Regions from separate parts of the Homo sapiens genome. Here region 2 is linked to region 1. The links are chromatin loops, found by intact Hi-C in ENCODE. Cell type or tissue: mammary epithelial cell. All regions are shown on one strand. Each heading gives the region's core, and the rest is flanking DNA. Links, peaks and the distances in the headings are about the cores only.

Region 1 (8,895 bases), core at 705-8,704:
TCCAGGAAGGATGAGCATGCCTGTTTCATAGTAGACGGTCCATAAATGTTTTTGAGTGAAGAATCTGGCGCAGTTTTTAGAGCTGGGGGTCAAAGTCAGAGACAGATTAGAGGCCAGAGTGATTGGGTCCAGGACTTAGATAGGTGGGCAAGATTGGGTAAACTTCTCTTCTTGGGCCTGTCTATTCTGGGGCAGGGAAAACCTTTGGATGGGTTTAGGGGCCTCACTTGGAGGGCCACAGAGGCTTGAATCCAGCAGGGCATGGTTCCAGAAGGTAGAGAAAAGGACACTCATTAATACCAATTTGACACCAAATTGGAGAGACAAACCCCCAGCAGATGCCCTCCTCTGGATGCCATAGGGTCTAGCTTGAGCCCTGCTGCCTGTACGCAGGAGTGGGAGGAGGAGATGGGGATGGAATATGCTGTAAAGGGAGAAAACATGGGTAAGGGGAAACTGTAACAGAGTTCCTTCTAGACCCAGATCTCAAGCCTTTACTTCTTTTATTCCTTGTTATTTTACTCATCTCAGCACCCCCCACTGCCTGCACACCAGATCCCTGTCCCTAAACCCAGCACCACTGTCACCTTTCAACCTGTCTCTTCCACTCTTCCATCAGATGCTCCTTGTTTAAATCATCCTTGCCTTTGCAACATCAGTCCCTGCCTTCTCTAAGGGGTTCATTGTAAGCATCATTGTTTCTTAGGCTGACCCACTTTCTAACCCTGGTCTTCACAGGACCTTGATCTCTCTCTCTCTTGAGCCAGCTGTTGGCCCAGGCTTCAGGCCCCTCGGATTCCCATCCTGCCACACATCAGACTAATGCTTCAACCGTAGCTTAACCACCCTCCAGCTGAGATGTTTGTATCAGATTTCAACATTTCTTTAATTTTTTTTTTTTTGAGACAGAGTTTTGCTCTTTTTGCCCAGGCTGGAGTGCAATGGTGCCATCTCGGCTCACTGCAACCTCTGCCTCCCCAGTTCAAACAATCATCCTGCCTCAGCCTCCTGAGTAGCTGGGACTACCACCACCACGCCCAGCTAATTTTTTTGTATTTTTAGTAGACGCAGGGCTTCACCATGTTGGCCAGACTGGTCTTGAACTCCTGACCTCGTGATCCGCCCACCCTCACCTCCCAAAGTGCTAGGATTACAGGTGTGAGCCACTGCGCCTGGCCCATTTCTTTAATTTTAATCAATATTTACCTTATGGTATCAATGGCCATGTGGGAAAGTGAGAGTGGTCTCAAGCCTTAGTGAGATCTGAGAACTAAGTGAGGAGCCCTGTCCTTCACTGACTTCTCACTCATCAACAAATATCTGTTGCTAGATGTCAGCTTATTGCTGTACCGAAAAAATTACATGGAATAAAAAGTAATGAAAAATAAACAATATTTTAAATTGGTGATCTATTGCTATGCCAATATAAATCTTTTTTCACTATCTTCTCTAGCATCCAAAAATTTGAATACTTAGCAGACAGGTCTGAGACCAGAGTGTGAAAGCCTAGAGTCCATCAGCATCACGTGATTGTTGCTTCACTAGGCAGGAAGCTGCTTGCTCATCACCTGATTCAGAGTTTCTTTCTCTGCTTCTCATCCCTGGGGGCTACAAACCTTCATATATCCAAGTGTCAATTTCACTTCCTAGCAGCTTCAGCACAATTGGGAGCCAGAGCGTTACCTTTTAGAAGGGGAGGATGACCAAGTAAGAAACAGCTCACCAGTGGGTGAGGCAATGGGTGAATTGCATGGCTTCTGCCTTTGAAGTTTAATGAACTCTTATGAGACAGACATACACAGAGGAAACAAAATTTTACTGACTTGCCTCTCATAAAACGGAGTATGATGTGGATGCCAGACTGGATTTAGATGGTACACTTACATGAGCCTCCGCATCTCTCCCGGAGCTATATTCATCATCCCCAGGGAGCCTGAGACACACATCTCCTGCTTCACCTACCAAAGAATTATCAGATGTCCAAGTTCTTCAGTGACTACTGCTTAGATCTTTTACACTCTCTGGTACTAACAGGCATTGAGCCCAGAGCCCTCCAAGGTAACTGTTGATAGTGCATGGTCTTCCAGAGAAAATGTGGGCTTAATTCTAAAGAATGAGTTAAATAGTGGCATTTCTGGTATTCCAGGCTGTGGAGAGATCTTTGACAATAGAATAATTTTCTGGAATAAGGGACATTCAGTGCCCCTGACCCATCAAGTTGCATCATCATCTTCCAGCTTCTCCAGGGCCTTGAGCCACTGAAGGGCTGTCCTCCCTTCGTGGTTCTCTGCCTTTTGTCCTGGGCTGACATCATCCATCAGTGACAATGCTTCCCAGAGGCAGGGATTTTACCCACAGGGAATGAACTAGAGGTCCACATCCTTCTAGAGTGTGGAGGTCAGAAGCCCCTGGGGAGGCACGTTGAAGCTCTCCTCCCCATTAGGGTGATTCTGATTCCCCCTTGTTTCATAATCCCCACAGGGCTTAGGGCTCTAGAGTGCAGAATAGCACAGACTGCTAAATCAGCCACGTGTCTTAGAGCTGTTTCTCCATCCAACTTGGACAGAAGTCTCTCAGACAGATGATGTCAGTGCAACTGGAGGGGAGATGTTAAAAATCTGTGCTCTCTCTGGCTGCAAAAACCTTTCCCGGAATGCTCAGGACCTGATGGTGGGATTGTAGACTGGGGTAGTCATTCTGGAGAGCAATTTGGCAGTACATGGTGAAATGAAGTGTGTCTACACCCTGTGACCCAACCACCCCTTTCTAGAGCCTACACCCCAGACAAACCCAGGCATGGACCCATAAAAGGATGTGTATGAGGGTGTTCATTGCGGCACTGGGTGTGGGAATAAAAACGATGATACAGATGCTGATGGCTAACACTTGCTAGATGCTTATGTGTGCTAAACACTTTACATCTTCTCAATACTCTTACTATCTCCACTTTAGAAATGAGAAAACTGAGGCATGGGAGGTGTAGCAAATGGGCTAAGTTCGCACAGCTGGTGAATAGGGTGTCATGCCAGGCAGCCTGCTTCCTGTGGATGAAGCCTTAACCATTAGGCTTGATGCTCTACCTCTGTGTCCACCGCTGGGGAATGGGTAGGTAAATAGGGAACAGTGTGCGTCAAGCTCTGGACAACTCTAAAAGCATAATGCTGAGTGAAAAAGGAAGAGAAAGAATGAGCTTTATAGTTACTACCATTTATATATAGAGAATAGACAGAGATAATGCAACATCATAAAATTTCAAATGTATTGCTATATACACACACCCAAGAACACTCAGTGAGCACGTATTGCGGGGAGGTTGGGGGCAAGTAGAAGTCAGGGATGACTCACATAAAACAAAAAAGAGCAAACAAAACGAGAAAGAGCCTTGCCCAGAGTGATGATGACTGGACACCATGAATTAATGATGTGCTTAATTCTGCTCTCTCCTCCTGATGTTCATATCCTGCACCCCACAATAATTTTTTTTATGAAACTAGATTTAAAGCTTCATTTCTACTTTAGGGAGGATCAGAGAAGGCACATTCATTCTCTTTCTCTTGAGGACTCCATTCAGTGAGCAGCAGAGTCCTGCAATAGGTGTACATTCTAGTTAGTGTTTTATTCCACCTCATGATATAAGCTCATTTCCTTCCATTTCACAGATGTGCAGAGAAGCAGGTCAGAGAGGAAGCAACTCTGCAAGTTATCAGCTGATCTTGCACTTGACTCAGGTCCTGGCACAGAGGTTTAGCCCTGTGGTTTACAGAACACCTCTATTAATTGTCCTGGCAACCACTGGTTTTATTTGTAGAAATAGCCACCTGTGGCTGGGCGTGGTGGCTCACGCTTGTAATCCCAGCACTTTCCGAGGCCGAGGTGGGTGGATCACGAGGTCAGGAGTTCAAGAACAGTGGCAAACACAGTGAAAACCTGTCTCTACTAAAAATACAAAAATTAGATGAGCGTGGTGGCGGGTGCCTGTAATTCCAGCTACTCAGGAGGCTGAGGCACGAGAATCTCTTGAACCCAAAAGACGGAGGTGGCAGTGAGCCAAAAATGTGCCACTGCACTCCAGCCTGGGTGACAGAGATAGATTCCATCTCAAAAAAAAAAAAAAAAAAAAAAAAAAAAAAGAAAGAAAAGAAAGAAAAGAAAAAAGAAATAGCTACCTGTTTCCCAGAAACAGAGCATTTGCCAGTATTACTTGATGAAGACCTCAAAGAGAGGACCATGCCTTCAGGGATGATAGTAAAATTATTTTAATTAAATTTTTCTGAGGTTACATAGAAATAAGGCATCATTGCAGACATTTGAGAACATTATTTATTTACATGTCATGTATCTCTGGTGGCAGCTGACCCTAACGCTTGTCATTGTTTACAACACCCCCACACCTGCATGGCATGCTTGTCTGCAAATGAACATCCCTCAGTCCACTCTTGCCAGTATTTCTTTTTCTTTTCTTTCTTTCTTTCTTTTTTTTTTTTTTTGAAGACGGAGTCTCACTCTTGTCGCCCAGGCTGGAGTGCAATGGCGCGATCTCGGCTTGCTGCAACCTCTGCCTCTCTGGTTCAAGTGATTCTCCCGCTTTAGCCTCCTGAGTAGCTGTGATTACAGGCACCCGCCACCACGCCCGGCTAATCTTTGTATTTTTACTAGAGATCAGGTTTCACCATGTTGGCCAAGCTGGTCTCAAACTCCTGACCTCAGGCGATCCGCCCACCTCGGCCTCCCAAAGTGCTGGGATTACAGGCGTGAGCTACTGCTCCCAGCCTCTTGCCAGTATTTCTAAATGAGTTAAACATGGACATAGTTCACATTACTGCATATCATTGTTTCCTATACAGATGGAGAATTAATTCATAGTTAACGCTGTAATCAGACAGACTCCAAGGAATGATTTAGCAGGACATTATTTGGCAAATGCACAACGACTATAAAATGTCACCTTTTAAGAGTCCTGTTGGCAGGAGAACTCTGTTTCTTTCAGTCCCTGGAGATTTTATTCTCATGACGCTTATTTTTAAGTTGCCTCCTGTTTCTCTGACACTGTGTTGGTAAAAGATATGGCTCTAGTTGGGGGACAAGTTGGCTGTGAAACTGACCAGACTATGACATATGGGATATGAGAACAATGCTGGCTTGTACAGCCCAAACTGTGATTGCAGGTGAGAGCTGGCCTCTTCACAGATCATGTAAACAGCTTACATTAAGGTCCTAAGGAAACTGTTGGGGAGATTTGGAGAGGCAGAGAGGAGGAGGCAAGAAGGAAGAATAGCAGCCCCAAAGTGTGAAGTCAGGAATGAGGAAGAGGATGGAGGTGGATGGTAGGGGTAAGGACAGTGATGAATGAGCCTGAGAAGGGATTGCTTGGCAGGGAGAGGAGGGACAGGCCTGAGGAGGTTGGGGGTCAGGTGGAGATGGAGGGCGTTAGGGCCAGGCTTGGCCTTGGAGACTTGGAGACTTACAGGGACATGGCTGAAAGTAGGTTCTCCCTCATCCTGACTTGTGGATCTGAAAGCCTGTGTGTTCATGAGATTCTGAGTGAGGCCCATTTGGATGTGCACTTTCAGCTCTAATTACTAGAGGCAGAAAAGAGTCTGCCAGGTGGCAGAACATATTTCCCTGGAAGCAGTTGTCAGAATGCTCAGATTCAGGCCGTTCATGAAAGATGCCCCAAATGCTCAGAGCACTCCTGTCCTGAGCATTTGCCCAGGCCGCTCCTCTCACTGGGATAGTCTTCCTCTTTTCTTTCCAGCTCTCTAGACCTGCGCCATCCAGTACAGTGGCCAGTAGCCATATAAACCCTGCAAATGTGGCTAGTCCAAAATAGAGATGTGCTGTAAATCTCATGTGTGCAGTTTCTCAAAATAATCCCTTCAAAATGATCCTTATGACGAGGAGGCATATTTGGGGGTATCATTTTCAGGTCTCCTACAGTCCTACTCTGGATGGCACATTTTTGGTCTTCTACAGCAATAATTATTTAGGTTTGGATATGTGATTCTGACCAATGAAGCAGAAGGACTAATCTGATGGGAGAGTGCTAATCTGATGGGAGAGTGCTAATCTGATGGGAGAGTACAACACAGAGATGTGCTGTAATAGAAAATATCCACAGGATTTCAAAGACTTTTAAACAGTGAAATATCAGTATTTTAAAAATAGTGAACTATCTCATCACTAATTTTATTCTTGTATTTCTTACATGTGGAAATAATATCTTGGATATATCAGGTTAAAATGTAATATTGAAACTAATTTCACCTCGTTCTTGCTTTTTCATATGTGGCTGCTAGATTATTTAAAACCACATATGTGGCTCACTTTCCATGTCTACTGGACAACCTTGCCTTTGCAAGAGGTTCCACTGCATAGTAGTAAAGTTCTCAAGCTCTGAAGACAGGCTGCTGAAAGTTCAAATCCTGGATTCAGATCTTGCCACTTCAACACATGTGACCCAGGGCTCTGTACCAAATCTTTACATGCCTCAGTTTTCTTCTCTCTAACAACAGTGCCTGCCTCATGGGGCAGAGCAAGACCCAGATGCAGTGTCTGCTGTCTCTCTGAGGCCCTCCCCTACACCTTGTTGCGTGAGCCTTCCCTCAAGCAGTGGCTCTCCTTTGGCACTGAGTGTACATGGGTTCATGGTAAAGTTGTTTTGTCACTTCACAAGGCTTCTCATGAGGTTGAACCTTGATAACTCTTCATTGCCTCTCTTATCTTTCTGCCCACTCTCATGGAGGAGATGAGGCATCTCCTCCCAGAAAGGCTGCAGAGCTCCAAGTCAGACTCACATGGGAACCATATTCCACATAATTTTTTTTTTTTTTTTGAGACAGAGTTTCCCTCTTGTCATCCAAGCTGGAGCGCAATGGCATGATCTTGGCTCACTGCAACCGCGGCTTCCCGGGCTCAAGTGATTCTTCTACCTCAGCCTCCTGAGTAGCTGGGATTACAGGCACCCACCACCACGCCTGGTTAATTTTTGTATTTTTAGTAGAGATGGGTTTCACCATGCTGGCCAGGCTGGACTCGAACTCCTGACCTCAGATGATCCACCCGCCTTGGCCTCTCAAAGTGCTGGATTACAGGTGTGAGCCACCATGCCCAGACTTACCACAGAATTTTTATTAACATATAACACACTCAGACAAATATAAAACTCATAAATGTGTACAAATTGATGAATTTTTAAAAACCAGAAATGTGTATCCTTCATAAAATCAAGAAATAGAACATAAAAATCATTCCAGAATTTCCCCTGTGTCTCTCTCAGTCACTTCCCACTCCCCTAAAGATAACTGCTATCTTGATGTGATCACCATAACTTGTTTTTGTCATTTCAAATTTATGTAAATGAATTTGTAACTGCCCAAGGGGTTCACCTTGCCCTCTGCAATAGAGAAAGAGTAATTCACACAGGGCCGGCTGTGTGGGAGACCAGAGTTTTATTATTACTCAAATCAGTCTCCCCAAGCATTTAGGGAGCAGAGTTTTTTAGGACAATTTGGTGGGTGGGGAAAAGCCAGTGGGGCCAGAAGTGCTGATTGGTCAGGGATGAAATCATAGGGAGCTGAAGCTGTCTTCTTACGCTGAGTCAGTTCCTGGGCGGGGCCACAAGATCAGATGAGCCAGTTAATCATCTGGGTGGTGCCAGCTGATCCAACAAGTGCAGGGTCTGCAAAATATCTCAAGCCCTGATCTTAGGAGCAGTTTAGGGAGAATCAGAATCTTGTAGCTTCCAGCTGCATGACTCCTAAACCATAATTTCTAATCTTGTGGCTAATGTTGGTCTAGTCCCCAGGAAAGAAGGAGGTATGCTTTGGGAAAGAGCTGTTACCATCTTTGCTTAAATTATAAACTACAAACTAAGTTTCTCCCAAAGTTAGTTCAACCTACACCCAGTAATGAACAAGGACAGCTTGGAAGTTAGAAGCAAGATGGAGTCAGTTAAGTTAGATCTCTTTCACTGTCTCAGTCATAATTTTGCAAAGGCAGTTTCAAAATCATTCTCATGTTGGGCTTCTTTTACTATGTTTGTGAGACTCATCCACATTGCTATGTTAGTGCTAGTTCATTTCCATTGCTGAGTAATATCCCATTTTCATACATTTATCACAATGTGCTTATTCATTCTATTGTTAATGAATATTTGGGCTGGTTTCAGTTGGGACTCAAACTGCTGCTATGACTATTCTTGTGCACTAAGGAATGGAATTTTGGATTATAGGGTATGTGTTTATATAGCTATTAGTAGATACTTCTATTAAAAATATATTTCCAAAATGTTCATACCAATTTTGCTCCCAAAAACAATGTATGAGAATTCCAGATGTTCCATGTCTTTGTCACCACCCTTTCCCCCCCATTCTGAGAGCAAGGGATGGTTTCAATTTGCATTTCCCTGAATATCTTGTGAAGTTCAAGTCTTTTGCCATTTGCCTCTCCTCTCATAAAATTGTATTTACAATGGACCCTTGAACAACATGGGTTTGAACTGTGCAAGTCCGCTTATGTGCAGATTTCTTTCTGCTTCCACCACCCCTGAGACAGCAAGACCAACTCCTTCTCTTCCTCTTCCTCAGCCTACTCAAAGTGAAGATCATGAGGATGAAGACTTTTATGATGTTTCATTTCCACTTAATGAATAGTACATATATCTTCTCTTCCTTATTATTTTCTTTTCTTTGGCTTACTTTATTGAAAGAAGACAGTATATAATACATAGAACATACAAAATATGTGTCAACCGACTGTTTATGCTATCAATAAGGCTTCTGGTCAACAGTAGGCTATTAGTAGTTAAGTTTCTGGGGAGTCAAAAGTTATACCTAGATTTTCAACTGCACAGGGATTGCTGCCCCCTAACCCCTTCGTTGTTCAAGGAGTCACTGT
Region 2 (8,895 bases), core at 239-8,238, 120 kb after region 1:
AATACATCTAACCAAGGAGGTGAAAAATCTCGAAAAGGAGAACTACAAAACACTGCTCAAAGTAATCATAGATGACACAAACAAATGAAAAAATGTTCCAGGTTCATGAATTGGAAGAATCAATACCATTAAAATGGCCATACTGTCAAAAGCTATCTACAGATTCAATGCTATTCCTATCAAACTACCAAAAACTACCAGAACTAGTTTTTTCTACCTCTGTCACTTTTCGCAGAACTAGAAAAAACTATTCTAAAATTCATATGGAACCAAAAAAGAGCCTGAATAGCCAAAGAAGTCCTAAGCAAAAAGAACAAAGCTGGAAGTATCATATTACCTGATTTCAAATACACTATAGGGCTAGAGTAAACGAAACATCATGGTACTGGTACAAAAACAGACACATAGACCTATGGAACAGAATAGATAATTCAGAAATAAAGCTACACTCCTATAGCCATCTGATCTTTGACAAAGTCAACAAAAATAAGCCATGAGGGAAGGACTGCCTATTCAATAAATGGCACTGGGATAGCTGGGTAGCCATACAAAGAAGAATGAAACTGGATTACTACTTTTCACCATATACAAAATTAACTTAAGATCAAGTGAAGACTCAAATGTAACACCTCAAACTCTAAGAATACTAGAAGAAAACCTAGGAAATATCATTCTGGACTTTGATCTTGGGAAAGGATGTATGACTAAGTCCTCAAAAGCAATTGCAACAAAACCAAAAATTGACAAGTGAGGCCTAATTAAACTAAAGAGTTTCTGCACAGCAAAAGAAACTATCAACAGAGTAAACAGACCGGTAGAAAATATTTGCAAACTATGCATCTGGCAAAGGTCTAATGTCCAGAATCTGTAAGTAACTTTAACAATTCAAACAAGCAAATAACAATCCCATTAAAAAATAGACAAAAGACATGGATGCTTCTCAAACGAAGACATACAAGCAGCCAAAACACATATGAAAAAATTCTCAACATCATTAACCATCAAGGAAATGCAAATTAAAACCGCAATAAGACACCATCTCCCATCAGTCAGAATGGCGATTATTAAAAAGTCAGAAAACAGCAGATGCTGGTGGGGCTGAGGAGAAAAAGGGACCATTATATGTTGTTGGTGGGAATGTAAATCAGTTCAATCACTGTGGAAAGCCATTTAGAGATTTCTCAAAGAACTTAAAACAGAACTACCTTTCGAACAAGCAATCCCATTACTGGGTAAATACGCAAAGGAAAATAAATCATTCTACCAAAAAGACACATATACTTGTATACTATTCGCTATAGCAAAGACATAGACTCAACCTAGGTGCCCACTGACAGTAGGTTGGATAAAGAAAATGTGGTATATATACACTATGGAACACTACACAGCCATAAAGAAGAACAAAATCTTGTCCTTTTCAGCAACATAGATGCAGCTGGAGATTATTATCCTAAGTGAATTAACACGGGAACAGAAAACCAAGCACTGCGTGTTCTCGCTTATAAATGGAAGCTAAGCATTGAGTATACACGGACACAAAGATGGGAACAATAGACACTGGGGACACTAGAGTGGAGAGGGAGGGAGAAAGGAAGAAATCTTGAAAAACTATTAGGTACTATGCTCACTAGCTGAGTGATAGGATCAGTGGTACCCCAAACCTCAGCATCATGCAATGTACCCATGTAACAAATCTTCATTTGTACTCCCTGAATCTAAAATAAAAGTTGAAATTATAAAAAATTAAATAAATATATAAATAAATAAATAATATATCAGTGATAATAATATTTACTTTATCAGGTTATTCACCTAAAAGTTCTGGCATTGGGATGGGTGTGGTGGCTCACACCTGTAATCCCAGCACTTTGGGAGGCCAAGGCGGGCAGATCACTTGAGGTCAGGAGTTTGAGACCAGCCTGGCCAACATGGTGAAACCCCATCTCTACTAAAAATACAAACATTAGCCAGGCATGGTGACAGCCGCCTGTAATCCCAACTACTCAGGAGGCTGAGGCAGGAGAATCACTTGAACCCAGGAGGCAGAGGTTGCAGTGAGCTGAGATAGCACCACTGCACTCCAGCCTGGGTGACAGAGTGAGCCTTCATTTCAAAAAAAAAAAAAAAAAAAGTTCTGGCCTGACAAAGAGGTCACTCAGCACATATTCATTTCCTCTCTTCAAAGAGAATCACCAAAATGTAACTATGAATATTCCTCTGGATGACTTAGCACAAAATAAATTGAGATGAGAATTTATTATTTGCTCTTAGATAAAAAAGTTATTTTAGAGGAAAGTAGGGAAATACAGTAGAGGTAGAGAAATCTTTAGAAAATTATCCCCTCTCTTCCAAGAATGCACCCCCAACTACCCTCACACAATGATACTATTGGACTTGGCAATAGTGACTAACACCTTTTCCACTATTTTTAACTCTGGTGTCTGTAACTTACAAAGATAAATATTTAAGTCAAGTTACAGTAATTCTGAACAATTCTTTTTAAAAATGGAATTAGAAAGCAATTGGGGTAAACAACAACAATAACATCAACAAAAGAAAAACAACTTAAAGGCACCTACCTCATGGGAGGCTGATTGTGTGATGGAAAACCACATGCTATCTATAATCGTATAATATAATCATATAAACAGGGTTTAATAAGGGTTTCGATAAAGTAATACCAGTTGAAGGGTTTTATAAGGGTTTCAATTCCAGCTACAAACATAAGCATTGTGTGCCCTGGAGACTACATTTCCTTGGCTGTTAAATGAAGATAATATTGGCTGTGAGAGTAAAACAGTAAATATAGTACACTGAACCCACAGCTTGGCTGATGGTATTCACTCATTTATTCATTCAACAATGTTTGTCTTTTTAACACCATGTTTGGCAATGTGCTGAGCAATAGAAATATAACAGTGAAAAAATAGGCATGGTTCTTGTTTTCATGGAGTTTAACAATATGGCAGAAGAGGCAGACATTAATAATGATATAAATAATAGTTTGATAAATAAGTAAAAGTTAATTCTGATTAAAAGTTAGTTGCCTTTCTCTTCTCCTTATTTGTAATTTAAAAATCATGTTCTTTCTACTTTCACTTTTGAAAATTTAGTGAAGTAATGAATGTGAACCCACTTTGTAAATTCTGAAGTTATCTACAAATATTAATTGCTATATTTGTAACAAAAATATATCAAGCACGCGCTATTCGTAAGGCGCTAAGAAAAGTAGAAAGGTAAACTAGACATAGGTTCTGCCTGCCCCTGCTGGAGGAAGGTAGGACAGCTGGCACTATGAGCTATTTACATAACTCCAGACAGAAAGTACTAATAGGTGCTTTGAGAGAGGGTTGGGCAGAGGGATTTGATATTTGGAGGAGACAGAGATTGGTCCAGTTGGAGAGGGCTCAGGGAAGACTTTATGGAGCAGATGCATTTGAACTGGATCTAGACAATTAGGGGGCATTTGGACTTGAGGAGATCAGGGAACAGAACATGCAAAGGTGCAGAAGTGGGAGAATGAGGGGCAACAACAGTAACAAAACAGTATGTAATGCATTTGGTTGGATTGAAAGAGGCATTAACGGCAGTAGTCGGCAACGAGTTTGGACAAATAGTTTGGGATCAGAGGATCAAAACATAGAGGACCTTGAATGCTGAGCTAAAGAGTGTGACCTGTACTTTTGACAGCTGTGAGCCATTGGAGGAAATTGAAGAAGACAATAACTTCGCTAGAGCTGTGAATCAGAAATAGTGTGCCTTGAGTCAGGAAGAGTAATCTACAACTGCATATAGGATGTATTGTTATGACTATCAATATAATTTTGCTGAAGAATTTGGAAAGAGTGCTTTTAACCGTGTATTTTGGCCCTCTTGAAATCCAGGGTCTAGAAGCTCACAGTTGGAGTGGTCTATGGAACCTGAAGTATTTTTGTATTCAGGAGTACTGAGACATATTGAACACAAACTTCCTTCTCAAAATAATATGGGACTTATAAAATGGACCCAAAGATCTTATTTCTTTGGAAAAACTAAAGCAGTTTTTTTTTTAGTACATTTACCTTAGCACAGGTTACATTCTCTATAATTTAATATCACAGAAATAGGGAAGAGAGACACCAGGAGGTAAAAATGATTGCTCTAAAAACTAAGCTGCTATGATTCAACATCCTAAAATGCACATACCAAACCCCTCTCCCTCCCTCACACCCACTCAGGCCTATGACTTTAGCATTCAGTAATGGCTGATCAAAACATCTATCCCTGCTCCTGGAGCTCCCGTGAGCTGTGTGCACAGAACAAGCTGACCCTGACTGTCTCTTCTCCCATGAGCCTTTCAGAGCCAAACCAGCTGTGGGAGATGTGCGGCAGCTGGTCAGCCAATCAACAAAAAGCTGCCGGGTGACAATCTCCATTTGTGACTTTACATAGATGGTGGACGAAGCCAAGTTGCCCTGCTCAGCTGTGTGGAGAACCTCTCCACTGAAAGAGAATAACAGATGTTCATTTTAAAAAAAAATTTCCAAACCCGAAACATAATTTTACTACACAAATACACGCCAGTGAATATTTGGAGAATAAGAACAGTTTTTGCCAGCCTTCACAGGGTGTCTGGATGACAAACACAAAGAGAATTATCTACATATTTGTAGTCTACATCAGATTTCTATGATGACCTCCAGAGAGCATGAGACACTGTCTTGGTATGTCCCACAGAACAGTTCTCAGTGTTTGCGCTGGATGTGTTTGGAGCCAGGGGCAAAGATGAGGGTAGGCTACTCATTCCCAAGGCAGGGAGAACTAATGAAGTAGGAACAAGATGGGTAGCTGAAGACTTTGTCCTATTGCCTCACATAAAAGTCATTGTGTTAAATAAATGTGTCTGGCATGAATTTACCAACATAGAAGAAAATGATACCAAGCCAACCAGATAAGCTTTTAACAGATTCAAAGTCTAGAATTTAAAATGCTCTTCATTCAAATAAGCAACCAGTGCCTTAGGGTTGGGCCCTCAGGGATGAAAGGCTTATGTAACCAAGGAAGGCAGCCAGAGGCTAAGCCCTTTCTCCTAATGATGAACAAGTAACTGAAGAACTCCCACAGAGGACGATACCTCAGAACCCGTTCTTCAAACACTTTACCTTGCCGCCTTGCCCCAAAGGTTGTATATTTACGACCAACATCTGAGTTCATACATTTTATAAAAGGCACCTAATGCTTAAGTTCTCTGTTAAGGATCCCTCCTCCCACTTTAATTTAACACCTTCTCCAACAGGGTGCTTTCTGCCTCCCCAAGCATCTCTCCCCTTCTCTAAATAGCTCTTATAGAACATCTTCCTTATAGTAAGCTGAAATATTCTCTAATATTTGGGCATGTGAAAGTATAGCTGAAAGGATGCTGGAAAGCACAGTAGAGAAAAAGGAGAAAGAAAAGCAACTGGGTTATTCTTTTCACAGAAGTAAGTTGAATTTGAATAGTCGAGTGAACATTTAACTGGCTGTGTTGTAATTGAAAAACAGGAGATAAATTGGTTCTTTAAATCATCAGTTTATCAAGTTCTGAATATGTGTAAAACAGTTTCAAATATTTCCCCAAGTACCTCTGTCATATCAATAAATTGGGTGGATATTATTCACTTGCACATAATAAAATATTTGTTTAAAAACTCAAAAATAACCTCTGGATTTAAGACATTGTTTTATGCTCTATTTCTACCATAATCACTCGTACAAAAATCTCAATAATTCAGATATACTTGCTCACCATGTATAGGTGTACATACGTCATGTTTTAATGGTCATCTATTTTGAGACACTAATAAATTACAAATAAAATTAAAGCTACAATTTTTAAAAAATAAAATAAGCGTCAGGTGTGGTGGCTCATGCTTGTAATCCCAGCACTTTGGGAGGCTGAGACAGGTGGATCACCTGAGGTCAGGAGTTCGAGACCAACATGGTGAAACCATGCCTCTACTAAAAATACAAAAAAAAAAAAAAATAGCTAGGCATGGTGTCTCGTGCCTGTAATCCCAGCTACCTGGGAAGACGAGGCAGGAGAATTGCTTGAACCTGGGAGGCAGACATTGCAGTGAGCCGAGGTCGCACCACTGTCCTCCAGCCTGGGCAACAAGAACGAAACTCTGTCTCAAAAAAACATACATACATATATATACACATACATGTACATATGTGTACATACACATATATGTGTGAGAATGTATGTATATATGTATATATGTATATATGTGTATATATGTATATATGTGTATATATGTATATATGTGTATGTGTGTATATATATAAAATAAGCTATTTTGTTCTTAAAATAAAATTTAAACCACATCTTCTTTCTTCTTTCTGCCTTTTTTTTTTTCTTAAAAAAAGCAACTCTTTGTGTAGCCAGGTTAATTTAGGCCCAACATGGTAAAAACAAATTCTTTCCATCTTATTCCAAGTTTAGACCCAGGCAAACTTTTTAATAACCAAGTTATTAAAACCCTTAATTAATGGAATCACTGCTTCCCAATTTCCAAATCATGCTACTAAGCTGCTGTTCAACTGGAAGCAAAGGTTCTGTGGCTCTGCTCTCCGTTCATATATGGGAATGTTCACTATTCAATATGCCCTGTGAGGTGTGTCTAGCATGCTTCATAATTCCAGTAAATCTGTGCAGCCCACACTCAAACCCCCAAGTGGTTTTCTCCTGATGATCACAGCCCTGAAGCCATGCATTCTTCTTGAACTTCCCCAGGGCGTCTTCTGTGTCATACTTATCTGGTGGTTAGAGCTCAAAAACTTCTTTACAGGAGGAAATCTCAGGGTAGCAAGCTCCATTCAGATATTACATTGTAGGCATCTCATTACTCCTTTCAGCTGGATCCAACTTCAGACCATCATTAGGTTTCCACTGTTACTGCCAGGATCACTACCTATGTCCCAGCTCAGGGAACTTCTAGGCCCGGGGAGCCTTGAGTTATCTTTCTGAAGTTCTCTGCTCACTTGAGAAAGCAACATCTTTTTTTACTCAATTCTCCAGATTTTATTTTTGATTTCATGCTGCATTTTAGTCCAAAAAGTTCCCAGGCCTCTTCTCCGGTGTCCTGGGCTGCTTCTCACAGCCTGAGATGGTTACACCATTCTTCACTGGTTACACCCAGTGACAGCTTTTTTCTGGCCGATCTCTTTTCAGGTCAGATGACATATAGGGTGACTGCATGTCCTGGTTTTCCTGTAACCATATCAGTTTATACCTGGTGTTCTCTTTTAATTATTAAAAGTGTTCCTCTTTCACTCTCAGAATCCTGGTTTGGATAATAATGAAAAGATTACTCAAGTTGATGTCTTCTTTGCAACCCAACAATGGAGTCAATTCTATGAATTTTTTATTACTTTCAATTGCTTTTAAACATTCTTTGTGTTTTTAAAAATGTGTGAACTTCCCCAACGTATATATCAAGGATATTAGTTATCTATTGCTACATAATAAACTACCCCCAAACTTAAAGCAGCAATAGACATTTATTATTTCACATAGTTTCTGTAAGTCAAGAATTTGGGCGCAGCATAACTGAGTGGTTCTGTCTTGGGGTCTCTCATGAGGTTGCAGTTGAGAAGTTCATTAGGGCTGTAGTTACCCGAAGCCTGGAATGGAGCTAGAGAATGTGCTTCTGAGATGGCCCACTCATGAGGCAGACAAGTCAGTGCTGGCTGTTGCCAGGAAGCCTCATTTCCTTAACACATGGAGCTCTCCAAGGAGCTACTTGAGTGTTTTCACAGGATGGCAGTTAGCTTCCCTCAGAGCAAGTTATCCAAGAAGGGAAAAACAGAAGTCACAGTGGCTTTTATGACCTATGCTCAGAAATCACACTACGTCATTTCACAGTATCTGACTGGTTACTTGGCACATATTTGAAAGGGCCATGGAGTAAAAAATATATCATTGTATTCAATGAGAAGAAAAACTATTCCTTGCAAGAATGAGATAATAGCAACACTAAGTGTGAACCTTATAGGTACAGCAATTTACAGATATGTGTGTGTATATATATATATATATATATGTATCTGTGTATATTTCTATCTGCACACACAAATATATATATATTTGCTTGTGTGTTTAGATTATATGTATATATACATATTTACAGATATGTGTATATCTGTAAACACATATATTTGTTGTATGTGTAGATAGATATAGATATAAATATAAATGTAATATATTTAAGTAATGCTGAACTTTGGGTGAGTTTAAAGAAATAAAATACAAATACCTAGGCATAGTCAGAGATTCTCACATTTATATTTAACAGTTATCAATGTTTGCTTAATCACTGAGTTTCCTTTTCTGACTAAACTAGAAAACAGTTCTCTGCTTACTCTGAAATGCTGCCTTGAATACAAAGCTTATGAGTTTGCATGTATTTGTTATACCATTCACTCATTCAATGAATTGTAATTGGGAGTTTACCATCTGCTAATCAAACTGTGCTAGATGGTGAGGACACAGTCCTTACCTTCAAATTGCTTAACATTTAGAGTAGAGGAACAGACTAGAAATGATACACATTAAAAAGTGAAACCCACAGGTTCTTATAGAGGTATAGAGAGGGGCACCAAATTCAGTTTGGTCAGGGAGAAGCCAGAAAATTATTCTAAGTGTTATGACATGACATTTGAGTAGAGTCTTGAAGGGTAAATAAAAATTAACAGGCAGATCCAGAGTGAAGAGGGAGGAGCTTTCCAGATGGAAGGAATATTATAACCATGAATGCCAAGATATGAGAGAGGAGGTATCCTAGGATTGGTGAGAGAGCTGGTCTGAAGAGTAGTCATGCAAGAGTGTAGGGAAGCCAACAAGATACAAGTGAAATAGACCGTGGGAGGGCTTGT

Evidence for each region. A loop is a pair of places that touch in the nucleus more often than their neighbours do. Peaks named below come from ENCODE experiments on the same cell type or tissue, not always from the same donor. Only the 100,000 strongest peaks of a DNase experiment are listed, where the experiment ranks them.
Region 2: a loop joins it to region 1, with 8 times the contacts of the local background. A loop is called at or near these places in 4 of 110 quality-filtered maps.

Annotation. Positions count from the first base shown.
Region 1 is chr3:112,768,934-112,777,828 of GRCh38, reverse strand. No RefSeq gene overlaps it. Among named protein-coding and RNA genes, the nearest start is that of LINC02042, 24 kb to the right of the region's middle. RefSeq lists an enhancer at 7,433-7,727. In mammary epithelial cell, for the core only: no CTCF peak of the experiment used is centred there; DNase peaks (open chromatin) are centred at 1,628, 3,348, 3,778, 7,588 and 1 weaker place; H3K27ac peaks cover 4,926 bases.
Region 2 is chr3:112,649,538-112,658,432 of GRCh38, reverse strand. No RefSeq gene overlaps it. Among named protein-coding and RNA genes, the nearest start is that of CCDC80, 13 kb to the right of the region's middle. In mammary epithelial cell, for the core only: a CTCF peak has its summit at 3,266 (motif pointing left); DNase peaks (open chromatin) are centred at 4,212 and 4,722; H3K27ac peaks cover 3,591 bases.